Regions from separate parts of the Homo sapiens genome. Here all the other regions are linked to region 1. Evidence: chromatin contacts called from ENCODE Hi-C or POLR2A ChIA-PET data. All regions are on one chromosome and are shown on one strand. Each heading gives the region's core, a stretch centred on a gene start or an enhancer-like site at or near the end of the contact. The rest is flanking DNA. Distances are from core to core; before and after follow the strand shown. Region 1 has its middle 76 kb from the start of BCOR. Region 2 has its middle 28 kb from the start of MIR3937. Region 3 has its middle 82 kb from the start of MIR1587. Region 4 holds the start of ATP6AP2 (ATPase H+ transporting accessory protein 2).

Evidence for each region. Hi-C counts contacts between places; a loop is a spot of excess contacts on that map. ChIA-PET counts read pairs that join two places held with the same protein, here RNA polymerase II (POLR2A). Pooled maps may share reads with other maps.
Region 2: a loop to region 1 is called in a pooled map, with 2.2 times the contacts of the local background. The contact joins two enhancer-like sites. A Hi-C loop is called at or near these places in 4 of 50 pooled maps. POLR2A ChIA-PET finds 5 or more read pairs at or near these places in 3 of 52 experiments (HEK293, HEK293T and activated CD4-positive, alpha-beta T cell).
Region 3: a loop to region 1 is called in a map of endothelial cell of umbilical vein, with 10 times the contacts of the local background. The contact joins two enhancer-like sites. A Hi-C loop is called at or near these places in 4 of 168 maps with a recorded cell type or tissue (CD14-positive monocyte, OCI-LY7, endothelial cell of umbilical vein and 1 more) and 4 of 50 pooled maps. POLR2A ChIA-PET finds 5 or more read pairs at or near these places in 3 of 52 experiments (A549, CD4-positive, alpha-beta memory T cell and OCI-LY7).
Region 4: a loop to region 1 is called in a pooled map, with 9 times the contacts of the local background. The contact joins the promoter of ATP6AP2 here to the enhancer-like site in region 1. A Hi-C loop is called at or near these places in 1 of 37 single-sample maps with no recorded cell type and 10 of 50 pooled maps. POLR2A ChIA-PET finds 5 or more read pairs at or near these places in 1 of 52 experiments (CD4-positive, alpha-beta T cell).

Annotation. Positions count from the first base shown.
Region 1 is chrX:40,171,031-40,177,191 of GRCh38, forward strand. It overlaps a transcript of BCOR not described here. Among named protein-coding and RNA genes, the nearest start is that of BCOR, 76 kb to the left of the region's middle. RefSeq lists silencers at 980-1,039, 1,060-1,139, 5,276-5,325, 5,346-5,435, 5,696-5,895 and an enhancer at 3,866-3,915. Within about 2 kb of position 2,826, at least 31 of the 41 ENCODE cell types and tissues checked have a DNase peak (open chromatin) inside an H3K27ac peak, as active enhancers do; they include CD4-positive, alpha-beta T cell, OCI-LY7 and endothelial cell of umbilical vein, where a contact is called at or near this core.
Region 2 is chrX:39,686,105-39,692,265 of GRCh38, forward strand. No RefSeq gene overlaps it. Among named protein-coding and RNA genes, the nearest start is that of MIR3937, 28 kb to the left of the region's middle. Within about 2 kb of position 2,526, at least 12 of the 41 ENCODE cell types and tissues checked have a DNase peak (open chromatin) inside an H3K27ac peak, as active enhancers do.
Region 3 is chrX:39,752,936-39,759,096 of GRCh38, forward strand. No RefSeq gene overlaps it. Among named protein-coding and RNA genes, the nearest start is that of MIR1587, 82 kb to the right of the region's middle. RefSeq lists enhancers at 1-910, 1,756-2,705. Within about 2 kb of position 2,321, at least 16 of the 41 ENCODE cell types and tissues checked have a DNase peak (open chromatin) inside an H3K27ac peak, as active enhancers do; they include OCI-LY7 and endothelial cell of umbilical vein, where a contact is called at or near this core.
Region 4 is chrX:40,577,712-40,583,872 of GRCh38, forward strand. It overlaps ATP6AP2 (ATPase H+ transporting accessory protein 2), which reads left to right and starts at 3,259. Exons shown (of 9, transcript NM_005765.3): 1 at 3,259-3,391. The coding sequence starts at 3,355. RefSeq lists enhancers at 2,759-2,908, 2,959-3,168 and a silencer at 3,329-3,638.

The DNA.
Region 1 (6,161 bases), core at 1,576-4,075:
CATGAAGAGACTGGCCACTCGCCCCCACAAATTTCTGGAAGCTAGTCTTCCTCACTGAACTGGAGCCAGAAGCCATGTGAAGCCAGCCTGCTCCTGCCTACACCCTCCTTCCTCCAGGTCAATGTCATTTAGAATATATTGCATCCTTTTCTTGGATCTGTCTGCTAGGACCCGGGCCACCCTCCTGCTGGAGGCAACCCCGACAGCCCATATTTTAAGCAGCTCTTTTCACAGCCTGCAAACCTCACGGATTGTCTCTTACAACTGTCTGTTTACTCACTTCCCTCCACCCAGTCAATTCCGACTCCAGGCCCGGGAGGACAATTTTAAAGTGTTTCTGCAGACAGACCCTCTGGCCGCGCCGGAAGTGTTTTATGGACCTGTGAGCCGAGTTAATCCCAGGAGGCGCGGCTGGATTAGTCCCGGGTATGGGTGGGGGATTCATGTGTTTAGGTTTAATCCCCATGGGGGGGGGGCGTAAGGAGAATGGGGGTCGGGTGGCTTCAGCAATGTGTGCCCCCTCCCCATTAAACTCCGAGATTTGCGCTAGAGCGGATGGAAACCGAGGCACGCAGCCCTCGACCCCGGCCAGGCGTGGAGTAGGGGAGCAGGGGGTGCCCCGCGTGGGCGCACCCTAAGAAACCAGTGCGGACATGGCGAGCGAGACCAGAGCGCAGTTGTGTGTGGTTTTTCCCCAGGTTTTTATTCTTCCAGCCCTGTGGAAAGGAGGAGAGCCGCAACCCGGAGAGGGAGCCGGAAAGAAACACTTAATCACCGGCGTCTCGCTGCTCGTCACGCGAAGATGGCAGCGGCTCCCCTGGGTTTCAAGGTTCCGGGAAAGGCGTGTGTTCTGCCTTAAGGCGCGCGGGCTGATGCGCTCTCTCCCTCGGCTCGGCGGCCGGCTCCGGCTCACAGAGCCTCTCTCAACGCCGGCAAGTGCAGCCGGGCCGCCCAGCCCCCAGGCCAGCCTGGCCCCCTCTGGGCCTGGGGTTGGCGAGGGCAGCTGGGCGTCTGCGCTGCCCAGCCCAGCCGCGGATCCATGGGGTTTCGCGAGCTGAAAGTAAAGGCTTGAGGGAGTGGGGACACCCACACCGACCCGCGGCACGCAGGGGAGTCAAGCTGCGGCCAATGCAAGACGAGCAGGGTAGACTACTACTAGCGGTGGCCGGAGGCTCAGCCACCTTCGCGGGAGAGGGGATTTACCGCCACCCTCATCCACGCGCAGGCCCCACCGCCCGGTCCTCTCCTCTGATCCCCGGGCCATTGCGAAACACGGAGCGAACAGGTCCTCGCCAGCAGCCGTCATTTCCCGGGAAGATGGGAACCCACAAGCCTGACTGTGCTTCCTAAGGATACTAGCGTGCGCGCAGACCTTGGGGGGAAAGAGGGCAGCGCGGTCTCCCCGACCCGGACTCTTCCCTGGCGCAGCACACAACCGCCACGGGCTTCCGAAGCGCCCGAGCGGGGAGGAGGAAGGAAAAGCGGAGGCCCGGGAGGCGGGCTGCGCGCTTGGAAGCCGTGTGTGTTTATGTGTCTGCGCGCGCGCCCTGGCCGGACGGGTGTTGAGGGGAGAGTGATCGTGAGCAACCCGGAACCAGCAGTCCCAACCTGGACTGACGAACTGGGCTCTCCAGTCCTGGGCCGTGGGGCTCCATGCCTCGGGCTGGCGGGACAAGCGGCGGGGAGCCCGGAGCTTCGGAGCCGCCGCCGGGCATCTAGCCAGCTCCGCGGGAGAAGCCCGGGGGCGCGTCGGGAGCCAGGGGACTGGTGTGAACTAGCCGCCCCCGCAGGCGGACGTTTAGCTCCGGCACCCGGGAGCACTGACACTGGGCGATAAGGAGTTCCTCGGCAATCGGCTGTCCCCAGTCCCCAGTCACCTCCGGCGGACGTGACCGCCGGATGCTATGCAGCTAGGTGGGCCAGGGGGGCCTTTGCATTGCCTTCCCTGACCCCTTCCTTGCCGCGGAGGAGCCACAGTAAGATGCCTCTGTACGACTCTCCAGAACTTTCTTTTGCAAAATAAAGGCCAAATGTTGGGCCTTCTAGTCTCTTCATATTTTCCTTTGGAAGGTTGGGGTCCAGGCAGTCCTCTCGAAACAACCCCCAAACAGATCACTTTCATTACAAAACGCTAGAGAGGCAACACAGCCCTATTTCTCTCTCTGGTCAATCCAGGCCCTATCTCTCCCTCTGGTCAATCCAGGCCCTATTATCCCAAGCTGTGCGGCTTTGGGCAAACCGCTTAACAGTTCGAAACCTCGGAGTCCTCATCTGTAAAATAAGACCAATACTATTATCTACCTCGTAGGGTTGTTCTGAGGATAACATGCCTCCATACATAAGGTGCTTAGAACGCTGCCTCCAGTACAATGCTACGTGTGTTTGTTACTATGATCTGGCACTCCCTTTGGATGGGTAGGGAGTACAAAGTTCCGGGTTAAAGTTCCTGGAAGTTTACATGGAGCCAGTGGTCTTGGCAGGGTGGAAAGGGCACTATTGTATGGCCACTGAAAAGTGAAGGCCAAATGCCCTCAAACTGTCTAGGTCTCCACTAGACCGTCCCATAAAGGCTTGTGTGTGTGTGGTGGTGGATAGGAGGGAGAGTCCTTTTTAATGGTGCTCATTTAGACTGGATTAATAGCAAGTTCCGTCAGGGCTCAGGCACCATTACCCACTCTCTCCCTGCAGCCCTGGGGAAGAGCGCTGGTTTCCAGGACCTCCAGCCTACTCTTCCAGGACACCTTTTTTGATGGCTGAAGGCCACCTCTTTAAATCAGTTCTCGGAGGAGTTGGCCAAAAGCCATGTCCTCTGGGATGTACTTTGGTCTAACACTGGTGCAGGGCTGGCGTATGGCAGGCCTTGTCCCTGGGCCGCTGGCGGGCCACATTTTACTGGTGCACAGATGCAAATACCACTTCTGTAGACAGAATCGGTCAGACTTCTAATTTCAAAAGGCTTCCCATTACCTTTGAAATGGCGACTCTGGCAAAAAGGGGAGGAGTTGCGGCAAATAAGAGCCTAGGGAGGCCTCGGCCTCCCCTGCTTGGCCTCTCCAGGGTCACCCATAATTCATTAGGTGAGGCTGCCTTTTCCTTTTCAAACACAACGCAAATGGCCTTTGCCTTAAGTGGCTACCGGCGTTTGCCTAATCACTGAAATGTGCTGGCAGTGCGCTCTAGCTCTCAGTAGATCCTTATCGGAACTGTGCGTGCCAAGCTGCCAGCCCCGAGAAAGACAAAGAACACGGGCGCCTCCAGGTTTGCTTCTGAGGCCTCAGGGTCACCTCTGGGGCTTCCCCTTCACAGCCTCCGGCCCCTACAAGACGCTCCCAGCCAGCCTCCGGAACAAACCCGCAGCCCTAAATCAGAATTCCAGTTCTCGAGCGCCACCCGGAGAGTTCACATTTCCCCTCCTCCGAGGCCGCGTGGTGCGCAAGAAAGAGCCCGAGGGCGGCGGCAGCACACGTCTGGGCAGCCCCCTCCCCGTACCCAGCAGCGTGTACGCAGGAAAAGAAAAAGCCAAGAGAAAAACGTGGACTGTAAAAGCCAAAACGCAGAACCATCTACTACTAACTACCGACAACCCCAGGCGGGAGTTTGCAAGGAGTAAGCAACCCTCTAATAGAAACTACAACTAAAATAATTCCTCTCTTCGCGTTCTATTAAGGTCCTGGAAGGTGGAACGCAAAGGGGACCCTGTCTTCTTAGGACACAGACTGGCTGCGCCGATAGTGCTCAGCCCCGCACCTCCTGAGCATACATTTAATGTTAGGCAAAGAGCAAGTTTCCTATCTACCGTTTGACCACAGTTTCTCACAGTATTTCTAATTGATTCAACGTGTATTAGATTGAAACAAAAATGATCTTGGTTGGAATATACACGGGCAACCTGTATTTAGATGGGGTAAGTTCCTGCAGCTATCTGACCACATTTGTCTGGTCCCTCTGAGAATCCACGTTTTCTAGCCCGAGAAGGGGCAGGCGGCCCTCATGGCGCCTCCTTCGGCGGTTTCCTGGCGAAGCGCCCATCCTCCCCAAGCACCAGGAACGGAGGCCGTCCATATTAATACTCGCGGGCAGCCTGTTCTGACCTATACTGTCATTTTTTCCATCGGTCGGGATCGGGCTGGGGGTGGGGTGGGGCGGGGGCTCTCCTCCGAGGGGCTCAGCACGGATCGTTGGGTTTTCCCCGGCGAACTTAACACGGAGGCAAAAGGGGCAGATGGAAACCAGGCCCCGGCTGGCCCCGCGCGCGTAAGCGCGGCACTCAGCAGCTCGACGCAAAGCCAGGGCTGGATTTTCGCGGCCCGGGCCCGGCGGCCGCCCAGCGCCCGCGCGATCCTCTCTCCTTCGGGTTGAGCAAACGTGGTCGCCTAATTCCGCCCGGGAGACAGCAGCTGTGCGGCGAGAGGGGGAGAAAAAATATCGCAACTTTTCCAACAGAAAGTGTGTGCGCACACGAGAGGTGAAGGCCCACCCCGATTCTGTGCACGTATCGACACAGCATCTAATCAGTGTCACTGCCAGGAATACGCTTCCGCGGCGGGCGACACCGCCGCCCTCGCCAACCTGCAGGAGGGAGGGGGGATGCAAATGGCGTCTCGCGTCGTCCTAGACTCCGCGCAGCACCCGCTACCGCGACTCCAAGCAGACGTTGCAGCAAACTGGGGTGCAGCGTCTGGGGACGCGAACGCGCAGGCGGCCCGAGCGGTCGCAGGGAAGAGGAACTAGCACCACTCCCCGCTACGAGACCGTTCCCCGCCCCCACCTCCGGAAGAGCCGCCCTTACTCGACTGGGGTGAGGGGCGGGAAACTTTGCAAGAAGACTGTTCCGCGCCTTCCCCGCGTGGCACCTCAGAAGAACGTGGGTGGGTTTCCCGTCCGAGGCCAGACCACGCTACCCTACTTTTCCAGGTTTCGGACCTGAACCTCGTGGACTACGGGAGGGAGAGTACATTTCGGGCCACTGCGGGGGGCGGAGGGACACCAAAGACAGGCGTCTTCAAGGGTTCTGGCAGATGGCCAAGTTTGTGTCCTTTCCCTCCCACGCTAGAGTAGCGCACGCCACTTTGGGGAAGCGTGAGACCGTTCACCACCGGCCACGAGGCCACCAATGTCTTCCAGGTGGGGCCGATGGTTTGTCTGCAGCACTCCCTTCCGCCTTGCGGTCCTCGCCTGGCTCCCACAGTCCTGGGGAGCCCCCAGAGCTAGCCCGCGTCTTCCCTCGCCCGCTCTTCCGGGGGAAAGGGAGGCTGTTTGTGTGGTGTGTAGCCCCGCTCCGGCTTGCACCCCCGCGAGCCACCTCGCAGCCCTCCCCGGCCTCGGCCTCACGGATCCCCTCCCGGAGTAGCCCCGCGGGCCCCCCCGCCATGCGTAATGGGGCGCCCCTGGGACGCAGGCGGGGATGGCGGTTCCGGTCGTTCCGGGATTTGCGTGCAAGAAGAAAACAAGGCCGGCGACTACAAGAGCGGCGACTCCATTCTTGGGGTTCAGACGCCCTCGCAGCCTCCGCGTCGGTTCCGCTCTCGCCCCGGGAGCCCGCTTCCGTGTCCCTGCCCCCGCCCCCCAACGATTCCTCGTCCGGCCCGTGCCGCACCACGCGGAGCTCCGCGCGCCCTGGCTCCCACACCGGTCCCTCCATAACTCGCGCTCCTCCCTCGCTCCGGGCTCGGGGAGCCGCTCGCTCCCAGCGCCCAGAGTCAGCCGGTTCCACCTTCGGCTGCGAGAGCCGCCGCCCCGCGCCACCCCCGCCCGGCCCGGCCCTTGTCCCAGCCCGGCTCCCCCGCCAGCTGCGCCGCCACCGCCGCACGTGACCCGCCCCCGTCGCGGCTTCCGCTGAGCTGCCTGTTCCGGGGCACAAACAATTTTTGCTCTGACGCGGGGTCTCTCGGGGGCCCTGGCGTCCTCTACTCCCTGCTCCCCACCCCACCCCACCCCCTACCTTCCGGGTAGGAGAACTCAAAACAACTCGCTGACCTTCGGGCCGACCAGCTCCGTCTTCCACTGACTCCAGCATTCCGTTCAAACCCAGCAGCCACGGCTTCTAAGATTTCACTCCGCTCTGGGCTGGGGGGGAGGGGGCGAGTTCTCCGGGAGGGGGTGTCTCAGATCGAAAGAGCCACTTCACGCTCTTTCTCCTCCTCCGAGGTGAGTTTTTAGAC
Region 2 (6,161 bases), core at 1,276-3,775, 490 kb before region 1:
CTGAGACAGGAGGATCGCTTGAGCCCAGGAGTTTGAATCCAGCCTGGGCAACATAGCAAACCTCGTCAAGAAACAAAGAAAAAAAAGAAGGAAGGAGGGAGGGAGAGAGGAAAGAAGGGAGGCAGGGAGGGAGGAAGGGAGGCAATGAGGAAGGAAAAGGGAAGGAAGGAAAGAAGGAAGGAAGGAAGGAAGGAAGGAAGGAAGGAAGGAAGGAAGGAAGGAAGGAAAGTATACATTCTGGGCCTGAACTGACCATGTGGCTTTGCCTGCTCCAACAGGACATTCTCTGAAGGAGGATGGGGCCAGCTTCATGTTCCCCAGCTCAGGAACCTTCAGCAGTGATGAGTCGAGGGTCCCTCTGCCTCCCTTTTGCAGTCTAGGCATGTGGGAAGGTGTCGAGAGCCACCTGCTGCTCTCAACACAGCCAAAGCTGGCCATGACCAAACCCTGGAAAGGGGTGTGGAAGCTGCTTCAGATTCACCAAAGCACCTAGGCTAGGGTGCTGAGGACCAGGTTGGCCTATTCTGTACCGTTGTGACACTCCAACCTCAGACCTGAAGTTCCCCATTCCCCCCCTCCACAAAGCCCCTCCCAGTCAGACGGCAGCATCCATGTCTTCCAGCTGGGCAGGCCGGTGAGGGCAGGTGGGTATACCGCCCCTCCCTCTTGGCACCCACTCTTCCCTGGCTGCCTCATCCCCAAGGCACAAGATTTACAAAGACTAAGATGTAAAGAACAATTGAAAACAGGACCATAAGGGAGGCCAAAGATTAATACACAAACAATGGAATCATGGGAGAGATATTTGGAGCCTCCGTGGAAGGAATATTTGAGGGTGAGGTCTCTCAAGTTCACCAATAGATCACCAATTGGCCATTGAATACTTTTGGTAAAAACCAGGTCCAGGGACAGCCTGTCATCCCCACTGACCCATCAGGAGGGAAGTAGACTGAGACGGGGGTCCTGAAGCTCCCCTGCTGTACCTGCTGTTAACCTTTTCATTGTTGGATGGAGGGGCAGGCGGAGGGGGCAGTGGGGGCAGAGCGGCAGGGCCTGGGAGAGGGGTACTTGGGGAGTTGAGGCTGTTTACCAAGGAGCACAGCGGATTTTGATATTTTAACAGCTGCTACGGCCTGGCTTGAGCAGGCCAGCTTGAGTATGACCCAGGACAGGGTCTCCTGGTGGCTGGGAACCCCCAGGTACACATGACTGCTCTGTAAGGCAGGTTCTCCCAGGCCCCCAGAAAGGAGTCCTCATGAAAGAGGGCCCCTTCTCAAGCACACACACTCTCTGCCACTACCACTGCAGATGCATGGCGTCCTGTAGGGCTAGCTCATGGAGATATCATCCCCACAGGGAGGACAGAATGATTTGCACTGAGCCTGAGCCTCTCAGGCTTGCTCTCTCTCTCTCTCTCTCTCTCTCTCTCTCTCTCTCTCTGGCCCAATGCCTGGTCTTTGAGGCTGCCTTTGTGAGAAAGAGGAGGCCAAGGCCCCCACTGGCTATTCTCTGTGCAGAGCTAAGTAGCCTGGGGGGCTGGGAGGAAGCCCTTGACCTCAGGGGCCCTAAACTGCGGCTGACAGCAGGCAGCAAGGGGGGGCCCTTGGGAATGGCGCTTTATTGAGGAACATTTGTCTTCATTTGGGGCAGTCTACATCTCATCCCACAGGCGTGCCCTGAGGCCCGAGTCTCCCTGACCCCTACCCTGACTGTCTCTGCACTGCAACCCCTGTCCCCTGCACTGGATTGAAGGGGAAGTTGTCTCTTAAAGCTCCTTGGAGCCAAGGTGACAGACGTCAGGGAAGAATAACAGGAAATTCCCTCACACCCTAGAATGCTCCCAGACCCTGCCCAGGAAAAGAGGCTTAAGATAGGGATGGGCACCTCACAGACTCAGCCCCAAAGACCTGGGTCCTCCCTGGCTAAGTGATTCTGCTAATTCCCACTCAAATTCAGCATAATAGTCATAGGTTTGGATAATGAAAAAATATGTACCTATGGTTTTCAGTATGCAAACTAAAGAATTAAATCTCCTCAAAATAATTGTGGTTGGTCAGGAGGCCCCCAGACACTGTCTTCTCTCTCATAGAAAGAGACTCTGGTGGAAAGGACTCTGCGAAGGGGCTTTAGAACCTGAAAATATCAGAGTGCAAGATTGTGGTGTGTTTTTCTTTTCCTGAAAAAGTCAGGATATTTAAAATGTTAGAAGACCACGAACTATGCCCTAGATGCTGCCACAAATCTGAGGAGCTGTTAATAAATCATCTCACCTCTCTGTGCCTCATTTTCCAATTTTTAAAAAATTGCCTAATCATCAAAGAGGCCCGGAAGCTAGGCTACCAAGGCGCGACGCTGTTTACACCCCAGACCCAGGTTCTCAGCTCGGCTTTGCTTGGGAAAGGCTCGGAACCTGTCTGGGCCTGGGGGTTTAGCACAGAAGGCTTTGGTTAGCTGCACTGTGCTGAGCGCAGCTCTGCAGCGAGGTTTAGGGAGCTGCGGTGCGTTAGGCACAAGGCACGTGGCGCGCCTCGCTCCAGCACTTTGCAAACGCACAGCAGCGCAGGGCCAGAGCGGCTGGCCCCCAGGGGTGGGGGCGACCAGGGACAGGAGGTCCCATATGGTGTCGTCGCGTTAAAAACGTAGGTCCTAAGGGGCGAGCCGCGTCCGACCTCCGCGCCCCTGCCCGACGCGGCGCCTCGCTCGCCGGCCCCGCTCGCTGGATTCATTTCCATCTGGAGCGCGGCGCGTCCCAACCGCCCTTATCTCGCCGCCGCCGCGGCTCTGCAGGCGCGGGCGCCCCGGGCTCCCTCCCTTCCTCTCCCCTCCCCCGCCCGCGCCTTTGTCTGGCCCGGCGGCGCGCTCGGAGCCAGCAGGGCGGGTAATTGGCGGCCGGAGGAGGCGAACGGCCCGGCCCGGCCTCCGCTAATGAGCGGGCGGAGCCGCGGGGAGGGCGCGGCAGGGCTCCGGCGCGGAGCCGGGGAGGGAGCTTCCGTGGCCGCGCGGACCCCGGGATGGCTCTCCGAGTCCCGGCCGCCCCCTCCCGGGCTGTGGCGGGGACCGGCGCCCTGAGGGGCATCCCTTCCTCCTCCCCTCTCCCTCCCCTATCCCGTCCCCGGCGCGCTCCAATTACCCTGCGGCCGTGCCAAGGCCTGCGGCTGCCCCCGGGCCGCCCCCGCGTCCCCGGAGAAATGCCAGGGACAGAACGCGCGGGCAGGAGGGCAGAAGGAGGCGGCTCCCTGGGGGCTTCGCTGCGCTGCAGGGGACCCAGGCGACCCTGGGGCACGGCCACCGTTGTTGTGGTGGGGGGGCACCCCCGGGGTCCGATGCCAGAGAGCTCTCTTAGGGAAGCCCTCAGGCAGCTGCGAAACCTGCTCCAGCATAGATGGTGATAAAACCCACCCTGGTTTCTAAATTAATTATACTCAATCCGCCTCGCTCTGCCGGCCCCGAGCTACACTTGTGTATCGAAGGGCGCGGTAGCCCCTCGGTGGGGGTGGAGGGGATGCTCTGTTGTTGGCTCCGAGAAACCCCCTTTCCAGGACTGTGTGCGGGAAGTGACAGAGGCCAGCGGAGCTTTAAGGAAAATAGGGGCAGGAATAGGGGACAGAGGGAAGCCTTTCTCCAGCCAGTACCCCCGTCGACTCCCCCTCCTGGAAGCCCGCCCTGCTGCCATCACTGGCCCGAGGACCCCGGCTCCAGGAGCGGGTCCCGCTTCCTGCGGTGCAGTACTCAATTGTCAGGATTTCTACAACAAACTGGCCCTTGTGCCTCCATGCTCAACTTTCGCTTATCTCCATTGAGCCCGGCTCCGTCTCCATTCCCGCCGGTGCTTTGTTCCCTAGCTGCGTTCTGGGTTCTTGAAGTCACTAATGCTTAGCATTAACAGGATCCTTCGTGGCCGCCCTTTCAATCGTGGCTTCTCAGACTTGGGAGCTGAGGTTCTGCCTGTGGAAGGAAGGGCCCACACCTCAGGGACTTGGGGGTCCATGGGGGAGCCCCACACTGGCCCCAGCACAGCCTTAGGGTATCACAAGCAGCCTAGGACAGCCCCAGAGAGGGAGTGTCCCAGTGGCTTCCAGGGTCACTTGACTTAATAGGGACTACCACATCTTAAGGGAAAAAAGGTCATTTTTCTTTCAAAGAGTCCCCAGCTAGAACCTTTCCCTTTCCTGCCCAGCTCCCACCACAGTGGCCACCTGGGAGCAGCCCACCCACAGAGAGCTTTTCCCCCTTTTTATTTACTTTTTTATTGAGGTATATACTTACATATTAAGTGTAACTGCACATATTAAGTGCACTGCTTGATTCATTTGCGCATATGTATATATCTGCATCATCATCACCCAGGTTAAATATGGAACATTGCCAGCAGCCCAAAAGGTTTCTGCGTATCTCAATCAGTCAACATCTCCCAACTCTTCTGATCTCCGTCACCATAAATCAGTTTTGCCTATTTTTATAAACGAAATGATGCAGCCTGCGCTCGTCGGTGTTTGGCTTCTTTCACTCAATGTCAGTTGCATCCATGCTATTGCATAAAACAGTAGTTCATCCTTTTTAATTACCGAGTGGTATTCCATTGTAGAATTATACGGCAATTTATGTATCCACTTGACTTTTGATGGACATCTGGATTGCCTCCAACTTGGGGCTGTTATGAATGAAGTGGTTATGAGCGTTGTTCTTTATTATATGTCTTTTGGTGGATACAAGGGCCTATTCTTGTTGGGTATACACACCCAGGAGTGGAATCGCTAGGTCATAAGGTAGGTATATGTTTAACTTTATTGCCAAAGAGTTTTCCAAAGTAGTTGTACCCAGTTAGCCTTTAAAGCTGCAATCAGGGCATAAGTGCTATTCAGAGAAATAAATTGCAGGCATAGCATAATAATGACGGCAGACATATGTTGAGCACTTAGAATGTGCTAGGCACTGGTCTAAAGGATTTGCATGTAATTAACACTTACGTGCGTTTCTATGCAAACTTTCTCACAGTGCCTAGTTTTGTCTTAGAATGTGCACAAGATCTCAGGGGCTGATCAGCACTGATCTTTGTATTGCCTGCCCCAATTAGGACCCATATACAATACTCTGTTGAATGAATCGGCTCCATTTTACAGATGAGAAAACCAAGGCACAGGAAAGTGGTGACTTGCTGGAGATTTGGGGGCTAGTAATGGGCAGGGCCAAGTCTGCAACTCAGGTCTCCAGGCTCATGACATTGCTGGCATTCTTATTAATGTAAGCCTGACTCCACTTGAAGCCTCCTTTGATTTCTTCCCTCTTATACCCCCGGTTGGCACTCTCAGCACTCCAGAGCTCCAATCTTTTGAGGCCCTTGGCTTTCATTATCTCTTCTTGTGTAATAAACCATCCGAAGACTTAATGACTTAAAACAATTCTTATTATCTCTTGGGTTCTGTGAATTTAGTGGACTCAGCTGGATGGTTCTTACTTGGGGTCTCTCAGGCAGCTGCAGCTGCAGTCATCTGCAGGCTGGACTGGGCTGGGTGTCCAAGACGGTGCATGCACGTGGCTGGTGGATGATTCTGGCTGTTGACCGGTAGCTCAGCTGGGGCTGAAAACTGGAGCACCTTCATGTGGCTTGGGCTTCTCACAGCATGGTGGTGGATTCTGAGAGGATGTGTCCCTGTCCCAAAATCAAGAGTTTCGAGAGGCAGGAAGAGGAAGCCACCAGGCCAATTAAGGGCTACACCAGGAACAAGTATAGATTCATTTCCATCATACTCCATTGGTCAAAAGAGTCACAGGGCCTCACCAGATTCAAAGGAGTGAAGACAGACTTGATGGATGAGTGGCAGGTCACATTGCAGAAGACCATGTGAGAAGGCAGCTATATTTATAGCCATCTTTGTAAAGTATACACCTTCCTTGCCCACATTTCTTGCTCCCAGTTGTAGGTCCAAGAGGGCCAAAAACATCCCTCCACGTCTTCGGTTTTTGAAGACACAGGGTTCCAAGGATTCCTTCCATTTCAGATCAAAACCACCACACTGAGTCTTCTCAACATGAGACCCTTGGCATGCCCCAACTGGACTCACCCTGTACTGTGTCCTGAGCCAGCTCACCATTCCTCCCTGGGTCCCTCCCCACACACATCAGTTCCTCTTCAAGCTCTGGTCACTGTCACCACTCTAGGA
Region 3 (6,161 bases), core at 1,071-3,570, 420 kb before region 1:
TACTCTGCTGCCATCTGCCCTGTTTGAGTACAAGCCCAGCAGAGCTGCACTGCAGCCAACATAGACAATCTGGCAGGACTCCAAGACTTCCGGGTTAGGATCCCAGCTTGCAACGCGTTACTGAGCAATCCTTCATCTTGCATTCATTCAGCAAATTTTTGATCAATATTCATTCCGCAACTGTGGACCTAGTCGCAGCACTGAGCGAGGTACATGGGGTCCCTGCTTTCTTCTTCTGCGGGAGATGGACAAAGAACAAATAAATGTACAAATGTCAATTGGTAGAAAGTCCTATGCTAAGAACCAAACCAGGGTGCTGTGGTGGAGTGCCTGGGGAGCTCCCTCTGGTGAAATGTAAGCTGAGATTGGGAGGACACAAAGAAGCCAGCATGTGATTATTGGAGGAAGAGCATTCAAGGCCAAGAGAAGAGCTAGTACAAAGGCCCTGAGGCTGGAATGAGAGAGGTATGTTCTAGAAAGAGCAGGAAGGCCAATGTGCCTGGAGTTCCCCAACCGGGTGGGAGGAGGGGGAGTGAAGAATGTGATAGGAGATGACATCACAGAGCTCAGCAGGTGCCAGATCACATAGGGCTGGGCACACCAAGATAAGGAGTTAGGATTTCAGCTGGGGTTAGGAAAGGAGGTGACGTCATCAGATTGCCATTTAAAAAAAAAATTGCTCTAGCCATAAGATACTATTAGTTTTAAAGGGAAAAATAATAACATAGTGAAGAGAGCAGGCCAACACCACCTTAGCCAAGTGATCAATGTTAACATTACCGGTAATGGAACAAATGGGCATCACGTGCCTCCTGATACGATGCATGGAGGACACCCATCACTTGAGTGGCATTCCTGCGAAACATGCAGTATCTGAATCTGATCACGAGAGACATCAGACAAAGCCCAACTAAGGGTCAGTCTATGAAATCGCCAGCCCTTATTCTTCAGAAGTGTTCATGTCATGAAAGACAAGGATAGACTAAGGGACTATGCTGGATTATAGGACACACAACAACAGATTACACAACAGGCACACAACAACAGATTACAGTGTGCAATTCTGAATTGGATCCTGAACCAGAGAAATATTTCTTTTCTTTTGTTTTGAAGGACATTAGTGGAGCAACTGACAGGATTTGAATAAGATCTGGGGATCAGGTAACATCTGTGTAAATATCTGTGTATATTTCCCAATTTTGATAAACCGTACTGTGGTTATTTAAGAGAACATCCTTGTTGTTTTTGTTTTTAGGAAATGCACCCTGAAATATTTCAGGGTTCAAGGAGCATCATGTCTAAAATTTAATCTCAAAAGCTTCAGGGAAAACAGAAATGTGTGTGTGTGGAGAAAGCACACAAAAATTGGTAAAAATGTTAACATTGGGGGAATCTGAGGAAAGTAGATTCAGGAAGTCTTGGCACTCCTTTTGCAAGTTTTCAAGTCTGTAATTATTTCAAAATCAAAAGTTTACAAAATAAAAATTAAGGCTGGGCACAGTGGCTCATGCCTGTAATCCCAGCACTTTGGGAGGCCGAGGCAGGTGGATCACCTGAGGTTAGGAGTTCAAGACCAGCCTGGCCAACATGGTGAAACCCCATCTCTACTAAAAATATAAAAAATTAGCCAGGTGTGGTGGTGGGTGCCTGTAATCCCAGCTACTCAAAAGGCTGAGGCAGGAGAATCTCTTGAACCCAGAAGGCAGAGGTTACAGTGACCCAAGATCATGCCACTACACTCCAGCCTGCGCTACCGAGTGAGACACCATCTCAAAATAAATAAATAAATAAATAAAAATAAAGTCCACTCTGGCTGCCGGGTGGAGCATAAATATTGGGGGAGGGGCAGCATCAGGAGAGGTAGGACCAAGGATGGCCTAGGGTGCCGTGCTAGGAGGAGACAGGGCCAAGGCCTTAGAGTGTACAGAAATCAGGACCAACAGGCTTTCCATCTTAGGAAAGCCACTCTGTCCCCCACCATGCTGCTAACAACGGACCCAGCCAGTGCCCACCAAATGGCTCCTGCAGCCTTCCTTTGCAGCCACACTGAAAAGCGATCAAATGTGAAATCCCAGGGAGGCCAGAGCAATGCGGCCAGCACTCAGCTCCGGGAGGCTGGTCAGGGAAGGGAGAGATTGGCTGCAGCCCCTGCTGCCCTGTCACCTGTATCCACGAGTGTCCCCCACTGTCTGTTGCCCCCTTGGCCGGCCTCAGCCCCTCAGGAAATAAGACTCTCCAGGCCCCAGCAGGCCTTTTGACCCAAGCCGGGGCAGCCGGGGCTCAGTTCTGAAAGAATAAAGGAACAGGCTTTCTCAGGGGGCTGCCCCTCCTCGGCCTGGTGCAGGGGACACGTGGCACAGCCAGCAAGGCTGTCTAAACAAGCAGGGGTTGAGCTGCACACCAGGCGCCACGCTCATTAAACTGGGGGCCAGCCGCAGGGCTAATCAGCCAAGCGCCTCCAGACACCGTAGTCTTGCAGGTGGATGGTGCCCCTCTGGCCTGCACACGTCTCAGTGGAGGCCGGGTAGTCTCAGGATCCCGGACAAACGAGCCAGAAAAGCCTCCTTCTCCCACCCTACTCCATCATGCGCAGAAACCAACAGTACTGTGGGGGAAGGACAGAGGGAGGTTTACACTCCCCACACGATCGCCTTTGGGAAGGGAACTCTGATGGACTCCCTCCCCTGCTAGGCAGTTCACCATCAGACACCCACAGCCTGCTTTGCTGGATTAGAGGCAGCAAAAAAAGGAGGCCAAAATGTAGTCATGCTGATAGATTGCTATCAGCAGGCCCATAGGAGAGCCTGTTCCTTTATTCTTCTGAACTCTTTCATGGAGACGCCGCCGGCTCAGGCATGGTGACTCAGACGCTCCAGAATTCGGAGCAGCCAGGACCATGGGTCTGGGTGGGGACGTCAGCCTGTGTGTCAGGCCCAGCCCTGGCACCCAGCCAGCTGGGAGGCTGGGAGGCTGGAGGTTTGCAGGCTCATAAAAAGAAATCGCTTGTTCCTCTGCCAGACAAGAATGAGCCAGGTCCGGCGGAGAGAGAAGAAAAGCACTGCTGCTGTGGGATATTCATGCCCAAGATAGTGTCCTTCTGCAGCTCTGGAGGCTGACAAAGATCTGCTTCTTCGGAGCAGGCAGCAGCCACATCAGGGAAGAACTGCACCTCTGACCCACTTGCCGGTGACCCAGTTGCAGGAGAGGAAACTGGGGCGCCAGGAGATGGGATGACTTAGCCCCAGGTCCCCCACGAATGCCTGCCCCCCGACTTCCCTATGGCAGGGTGGACACTGGGAAATCTGAGGACACAAAGAAATGATAACCCATGCCTTCCAAGTTAGTCCGGCCCCTCAGGCGTGAGTGCTCATGCGTTTTGCCCAGACTGGGGCAAGCCTTAGATGTTTTCATATTTTTCAGAATCTCTCTTCTTGACTTGAAATGGCACGGCCAAAAGCATTGTTTCTCAAAGAAGCTACGGATGTAGGACCAGTCTTGTTTGTGTTTGTTTGTTAATTAATTCCAATCCGTTATGGACAGATACTTCTGTAAAGTACAATAAAAATGATTTGCTGGAAAAATGAAGCAGAAAAAAACACAACATAAAACACAAGCCCAAACCTCTACGGTTAGATTTAACAAACACACACATACTCTGTTGACTTGCTATAAAAGTTTCTAAACACTTGCTCCCAGTTTCTGTACTTAGCTCACTGAGGACAGGTGCCAGACAGCTGTGGACTGGCACTCACCCACCGAGCACACTTCAAGTAGCGGCGGCAAAAAGTCAAGGTCAAAGCAGATGGGTTCTGGCCGGGCACGGTGGCTCATGCCTGTAATCCCAGCACTCTGGGAGACCAAGGCGGGTGGATTACCTGAGGTCAGGAGTTCGAGACCAGCCTGATCAACATAGTGAAACCCTGTCTCTACTAAAAATACAAAAATTATCTGGGCATGGTGGCAGATGCCTGTAATCCCAGCTACTCAGGAGGCTGAGGCAGGAGAATCACTTGAACCTGGGAGGCAGAGATTACAGTGAGTCAAGGTCACGCCATTGCACTCCAGCCTGGGCAACAAGAGCAAAACTCTGTCTCAAAAAAAAAAAAAAAAGCATATGGGTTCTAATTCTAGCCACCTCTATCACTAACTGGCTGCATGCCTTTGCCCTCAGCCATACTCTCTTCTTTTGCACATAGCCAACTCACGAATCTACTCACACTACAGTCACATGTGCAAAAGAAGATCTCATTTCTTTACTTTGTCTATGGAGGATCCATTCTTGGTCGAGCATAGCAAGGCAGGGTGGGGTGATGACATTTTAGTTGTACAGAGTAGACTAAGTGCAGTACAATTGTTTAAATGGTCCTTTTAGGCAAATGCCCAGGCTCTCCCAGATTCCCACCCCACCACCCCTCTCTTCTACAAGATGGAGTTTAGGTGTATGGAGGAAGGGAATAGAACTTATGTCAGTGTTTCTCAAACTTTAATGTGCAAACAAGTCCCCTGGGGAGCTTGTGAAAAGTGCACATGCTGATTTAGCAGGTCTGGGGGCAGGCCTGAGATTGTGCACTCCTACCAAGCTCTTGGGTGATGCCAAGGCTGCTGGGCCTCAGAGCACACTTTGAACAGCAAAGGGGCATGAGACCTTACACAGGCAGAGAAATCAGGTCTCATTGCAGTGGAGTGGCTGGTCTAGGCTGCCCCTGAATGGTAACTGCTGAGGTGCAGATGGCTCTCCCTGACTAAAGTCTGAGGCTGGACAACTCCTGGCCCAACTCTGGGTGCATGCACTGTCATCCCCATCACCCAGACAGGCCAGCTGTGCTTCCCCTTGAAGACTGTGATGTCCGCCATCTGGACGGTGACCCAGGCCCACGGGGCCTCGACACACCTACTTTCCACCATCCCCACACAGGGGCACCATCGCCAAACCCAAGGAACTAAGGTCAGCTCTGCTTACCACACCATGCCACTCATTGAGTTTTTCTTAAGCAGAGTCCACTGGATGAATGCGGGGTGCCGCCTTCATACTGTGTCCTCTCCCAACCCTCCCTACAACCGGGAGCAAACATACCACTGCCTGAGGCATGCCCCCTCCCCTCTCCAACATACTTCCCTCCCTCGGGGCAGATCCCAGAGTAGATCACATTGCTTCCCCCAGCTCCAGCTCCATCTTTCCACAGTCCTCCCAGACCGGAGGAACAGCCTCTCCTGATGCCTCTTCCCATCCCTCTTGATACACTGAGTAGGAATTAAAGGAATGTAGGAAACCCTTTTCTCTCCACACAATGCCTGGCTTGCAACCCTATTTCCTCTTTGTGGATTCAAACACAATCTAATTTGACCAAAGCTGAGCAATGTCTTCATTCGTGAGCACTGGCTGCCGTTTATCGAAGCTCTGACATCCATGGGAAATACTGAAGTCCAATAAAAATACTGCCAAGAGCCAGGCGTAGTGGCTCACGCTTATAATCCCAGGATTTGGGGAGGCTGAGGCTGGAGGATCACTTGAGGCCAGGAGTCTAAGACCAGCCTGGGCAACGTAGCGTCTCTATTAATTTTTTAAAAAATACTGCCAAAAATGACTCCTGCTCCCTGTGAAATTCTCTCTCTAGCCCTGAGAATCTATGAAAGGGCCATCCTCTTGCCAACTTAGAAGCAGAGCACATTTCCTAAGGAGGCTTGGAGCTGAGGGCTTGGATGACCCTATCCTCCCACAGACAATCCGTAAGCACCTAGTGGGTGTCAGGCACCAGTGGGGGACCAGGGAGACAGGTGAGCCACACAGTCAAAGTCCTGCTTCCAAAGTGCTCACAAGCTTAGAGTAATGACATCACCACCATTACCTATGGTGACACTGTGATCTGCCACCCGGCCTCTCAGCTCTCAACCACATCAGGGTCTGTCTCAGCTGCTGAGAGCCGCCTGGCTGAAGCAATGGCCTCCAGGGTCAGCCCAGGCCCAAGGACTGATGACTGCAAGGGGATCACCTGGGGACAACTCAGCATCCCTGGCTGGGTATGCTCAGGTTCAGGGCAGGTCATCCCTGGCTAGGCTCCTGCTCATCACGTGGCCGGGTGCTGGAAGAGCTGCACCCAGATGGAAGACGCGTGCCAGTTGCAGAGCTGCGAGCTGTTGGCTGGGGCCTTGGCGCCCTGGCT
Region 4 (6,161 bases), core at 2,009-4,508, 410 kb after region 1:
CCTTTCCATAGTGTATATAGTACCTTTTGAAGAACATAAATTCTTAATTTTAACTGCATGGTCTGGGAGAGGGGCATGATCTTCGCCTCCACAGGGCTCCTGGATGGGATGTCTCATTTGCAGGGATCAGCTCATGTTATCGCGCTCACTCCGGGATCACTCAGAACTCACTGCTGGACTTAATTGGGGGACGAGGGCGAGACTTAAGGAAGCAAATGGAATTATGTATTCTTTCAAATCTTGCATCTGGACCTCTAGTTTTGAAACTCAAGAGCCAAGAATTTGACATTTGTTTTCAGGTTCTCCTGAGAGTCCTCCCCTCAGGGCAACGGATGGCTGCAGTCTTGCCTATTTGGCCTGTGGGGAGGGTGGAGAAAGGCTTCTTTTAGGCTAACAAATGGGGTCATAACTTCAAATATTGTATTACCCTGCTACACACATATCCATCTCTAAATGCTTCAGTGGAAAAGTTAACCGCACATCACCAGTTGTTTACTGAGCGCTAAAGATTGAATCAGCAGGGCTGCATTCACGAAGCAGAACTGCTGACGATTCAGAATATGACCTTGAGTACATATGCCCTTCCCTAGGCTTCAATCTCTCAATCTATGAAACAAGGAGAGGGCTTCCGACAATGTTTATCTTGCTAAATTCCAAGGTTGTAGAGAACAACAATGCCCCTTTGCAACCTCAGGTGAAAAGGGCCCTTAGGTGTAAAGAATACACTATTCGCTGTTAGCTCAAAAGGGGATGTTATTTCTCAAGACATAAATGGATTGTGAAAGATTGTGAGGTTTTCTGGGGGAATGGGGGGGTGGGGACTTATTTTATATTCCAGTCTATTTACAAATTTTTTCATCTTCCTCAAATTCAAAGAAATAAGAATGTACTAGAAGTCTTAAGAACAGAAACATTCACTCCTTTCCCTGTTTCCTTAAGCTGGATGAAATGGCAGGAGGTCTGCTCCACTTTTAGCTGATTATGTCCCTAAATAAGGTTTAGATAAGTTCTTGCAGGGCCTGTGATTCAAAACCTGTTCTAAGACATGCAGGGAGATGGACAAAGAATTTTAGTTGGTGTGAAAAGATTGTGAATTTATCATGCTTAAAAATGAATTTTTAAAAATGATTAATTTTTTTCCGCCGGGAGCAGTGGCTCACGCCTGTAATCTCAGCACTTTGGGAGGCTTTAGTGGGTGGATCGCCTGAGGTCAGGAGTTCGAGACCAGCCTGGCCAACATGGTGAAACCCCGTCTCTACTAAAAATACAAAAATTAGCCGGGCGTGGTGGTTGGCGCCTGTAATCCCAACTACTTGGGAAGCTGAGGCAGGAGAATTGCTTGAACTCGGGAGTTGGAGGTTGCAGTGAGCTGAGATCGCACCACTGCACTCCAGCCTGGGCAACAAGAGGGAAACTTCGTCTCAACAACAACAAAAAAAGTGATTAATTTTTTTCGAGTCAGTCACATTAGAGTGGATGTTTTGGAGGGGTGCTTTAGACATTTTGGTTCTAATAATTTCACATGCCTGATGGAAAAATCTCTCTTCTCCCTTTCAGAGTTCTCTAAAGTCCCATTTGTACAAATTCTCCTCTAGAGGAAAAGCAAGTTTGAGAGTTTCCTGTTTCTTGACGTTAGGTGAGGAAATCGACTCTGTTCCCTAAATTTGAGAGTGGCTTTGGTAAGCATAGTGTGTTCTAGAAAGTTCAAACTATTTAGTGAGTGTTTCTCTTTTTTTGCTTTCTTTATTTTCTAATAATAAAAAGACAGGGCCTCACTATGTTATCCAGGCTGGTTTTCAACTCCTGGTGTCAAAGGATCTTCCCACCTCGGCCTCTCAAAGCGCTGGGATTACAGGTGTGAGCCACCACACCTGGCCTCGAGAGTGTCTTTCTGATTCAGTTTTCAGTTGGGCAAGGTTTTCCTAGGGTGGGTCTGCTACCTGGGGAACTCCTGGGGTCACTGTTTTTAACTCGCTCTCATTTTTTCATCCTCAGGAAACTCCAAGAAGAAAATGGGACTGGAAACTGAAGAAACAGTAAGGCATTCCCCCCCTCCCCCCCGCCAATAAGTCTGTCTTACATTTGTGCAGTAAATCATGCTCAAACGCCTTCAATGGCTTAGTGTAGGTCTCTTATGTACAATTTAAAATCCTCAATAAATGTGCCTAACTGAAAGTTTTAGCTCTGTGCCTCCTCTCTCATATAATCTCTTATTTGATTACTGATGCTTAACCTGACGGGGCTTTCTCCCCACCTTAACTACAGTTTTCACTGGAACAATCTCCCCATCTCCTATCCTTGGATATGAAATCATTTCCACCTTTCAAGGTCATCAGCTGGGGCGTCATTTTCTACCTACAGACGCTATAGTGTGTCCCTTCTTGCCTCACATCATAGGCAAAAGACTATGAACTGCGGGAGGGGAGGAGCCTGGTCTAATTACTATGTCTAGCCTTCATACATCCTCATAGAACACCTTGCCCAGATTGGAAACTGAGTGAATGGACAAATTAAGTAATTAATTAACTTTCTGTCCCATGACTCCTTGTAGATTGGAAAGTCTTTGGAGGTAGAGTTGCCAGACTTAGCGAATCAAAATATAGGATACCCAGTTATATTTGAATTTCAGATAACCAGTAATACTTCTTTTAATACAAGTATGTCCCATAAATTAATTGCGACATAATAACAAATAATCGTTGTTTACATGAAATTCAAATTTAACTGGGCGCCCTGTATTTTATCTGGCACCACTATGTGGAAGGCAGGGGTTCCCCGTTGCGCCTGGCTTCTTCCCAGTAGGTGCTCGGCGTCTGTATACTTGTTAGAGCGAAACCCCAACCAGCCCCGCCTTTCACAGCTGGCGTCCGTAGCCGGGCGGAGGCACACGACCAGGAAAGACAGACACCCTGGTTGGAGACCGTCGCTCGAGACTGGCAGAAAGATCTGCACTCGGGAGGCACCCTCACCCCGTGGGCTCCGGGACCCCTCGACTAGCTCCATCACCCATTCCGACTACCCGCCCTACGCTCCACCTCTTGACCCGTCATCACCGACCGGGGGGCGGGACTGCCCGACTTTTCAATCGCTGCCTACCATTGGTAGAACTCTCCATCCGTTACTTTAAGTCCCGCCTATCAGGCTGTCGCTTCCCAGGTTACGTCCCTTCCGTAGGCCGCGGCGTAACTGGTGATTGGTGGAGAAAGCGGCAGCTGTCCCAGCGGAAGCGACGAAGGGACGGGACCCGGGAGCCTGGACGAGTCCGAGCGCGTCACCTCCTCACGCTGCGGCTGTCGCCCGTGTCCCGCCGGCCCGTTCCGTGTCGCCCCGCAGTGCTGCGGCCGCCGCGGCACCATGGCTGTGTTTGTCGTGCTCCTGGCGTTGGTGGCGGGTGAGGAGCCGGGGGCCGGCAGGACGTGCCTGGGGAGGTCCTGCGCCGCGGGGCTTGGGGGTCGGGGGCGGCCGCGGGCGAGTAGCTGCGAGGCAGGTGCCGCAGTGCGGTCCGTCAGCGGCGGCCTCGCCTCAGCCGCGTCCCCGTCAGCATCTTCTCTGGATCGGCCGTGGCGGCGCGGCCTCACGGGCCGCCGGGGCCGGGGCTGGGCTGCGTAGGGGGCCCCTGAGCCTGCCTCCACCCTCCACTTTGAGGGCGGCGCGTCCGGCCGGCTTCTTGCGCCTGAAAAGGCCCTTCAGAGTACGGAGATGCATTTCTCAGTGAACTGGGATTGAGTCGCAGCCCGCTGCGAAGAAGAGAAGGCAGACTTTTTAGCTGCCACTGGCTGCCACGATGTTTTTGCATTTGTATGGTGCCTTCATTTCTAGTGGTTGTCATCAGTAATTGCTGAAATCCCTGCCCCTCCCTTCCCTTATGTATATTTCCGGATGCAAAAGTTGAGATGGAGTCATTATTTTTATATGACTTATATTTCTTAAGGCGAATACAAAGCACCTCTCAATAGTTTGTCAGAGTTCCAAATTTTAAGGATTTGGAAACAGGATGTGAGTCGCATTTTTAGGGTCACATGTCAATAAATGGTAGCTTTCTGAGTAGAACCTAGATTCCTAAGCATTCAGCAAGAGGTGAAGAAATCAGCTAATACGTGGCCTCTTACTGCATATCATGTGGTAATGTATTTCATTTGACAGCAGTCCTTAGAGGGCATCATCTTTGTTTTGCAGGGTGATCAACCTAAATAAATTACCCAACACTAAACAGGTTGGGTGCTGGATTTGATTTCAGATGAGGTGGTGCCAGCGCATCGGCCTTTTCCATTATATATGTTGTGTTGCACAAGTAACGCTATTACTGTGTGAGAATGTGGGAGTGATGGGGACTGAGACTGGAGGCACAGACAGTAGTGAACAAGAGGCCAAGTTGAGAACGGCTTGGAGGAATGGGTGCTCTGATCTCAGTGTGTCAGTTTAAAACCTATGGGAGGCCGGGCGCGGTGGTTCACGCCTGTAATCCCGGCACTTTGGGAGGCCGAAGCAGGCAGATCACCTGAGGTCAGGAGTTTGAGACCAGCCTGGCCAACAAGGCAAAACGCCATCTCTACTGCAAATATAAAAATTAGCCGGGTGTGTTGGGGCACACCTGTAATCCCAGCTACTCAGGAGGCTGAGGTACGAGAATCGCTTGAGCCCGGGAGGCGGAGGTTGCAGTGAGCCGAGATCGCGCCATTGCACTCCAGCCTGGGCGATAGAGCCAGACCTTGTCTCAGAAGCAAAAACAAACATACAAACAAACCAAAAACCTATGTGAGGTGTTGGGAGGTCCTGCTTGTGGAATGGCGATTTAATTCTGCACCAGTATGCTCTTGAAATCTGCAGATCTCTGTCCCTAGAGGTGCGGGGGTTTTGTGTGTTAATGATAGTTACGTTGTATCCATGCCCCAAACGTTTTCGAGTTCTTTGTTTCTTTCTTCTGTTTCTGGCTCTGGAAAGGTCTTTCTGATCTACTGAGATACTTTGAGGGAATTAATTTTAATTCAGTTTTTGAAATTTTAAAAATATTCCCTTTGATCCTGTGGTTTAACTGAACATCTATTGAGATTCCATGTTTTAATATTTTGACTGATATTATTTTGATTCAGTGAGGTATAGGCTTTTTTGTTTTGGGTCTGAGATAAAATAATTGCTTCTGCACATGGTTTGAACATGTTTTCCTTACTAGCATAGCCGAGTTCATACAGAACAAGAACCTGATCCTGTCAGCTTCTGAATTGCTCAGTCTTGTCAGATGAGGTTCAGTTATTATTTTCCACAATGACTAAATGTGATGTAGTGGAAAACATCTTTAAGAGCTCTGACTTCTCTATTCCAGGCAGAAACAAAAATAGAAATCCTTTAAAACAGTGTTGCCAAACTAGAGGGAGAACTAGGGACCTAGAGAGAGAGGAAGGGAACTAGGATTTTGAATACCATATCATGAGGCGTATTTGATAAAATTCAGATATTTAGCCTGGAGAAGAAAGGCCAAGGGTGAACACATGGAATTTGAAGTGATGTCATGTAGAAGAGGGAGATAGGATCCATTTTTTTATTATTATTGATTCCATCCACCATTCGTAGACGATAATAGCACAGTATAGTGGAGTTCCTAGAGGGAAGGACACTTAGCCCAGACTGGGGAGGCTGAGGAAAATTTCCCATGGGAGGTGCCTCCCAGGGCTAATGTGTTGAAAAGTTGGGGTGGGAAGAAAAGGTATTTGAAACAGAACAGCATGTGTAAAAGCATGGCGATGTGAGAGCAAAGGGGCAAGTAGTTTGGTGGGGCTGAAATGTACAGGATTAAGTTGGGGAGATACCAGAAATAAGGCTGATGAGGTTTCTTGGGTGTTAATGCTTTGGGTTTTGCCTCAGAGTCTCTGGGCAGTGAGAGAAGGCATTTAAGCAGAAGGGTGAATGATCAGATCTGTATTTTGAAGCAGTTATGGGAAAGGCTGGATTAGAGAGTGGCATGACAAGGGTCATAAGGCACCCAATTCTAGCAAACCTGGAGAGGGCCTGAAGAGTGTGCCCTGGACATAGAGGGGAAAGGATTTGTGAGATAAGAAAAAAAGATGAAATTCAGTGGCTAATTAGCTGTGTTGCTGAGGAAGATTTAAAGACGACTGATTCCAGCCACTGGGTGGAAGGAAGGTGGTATCATCCTTCAAGATAGA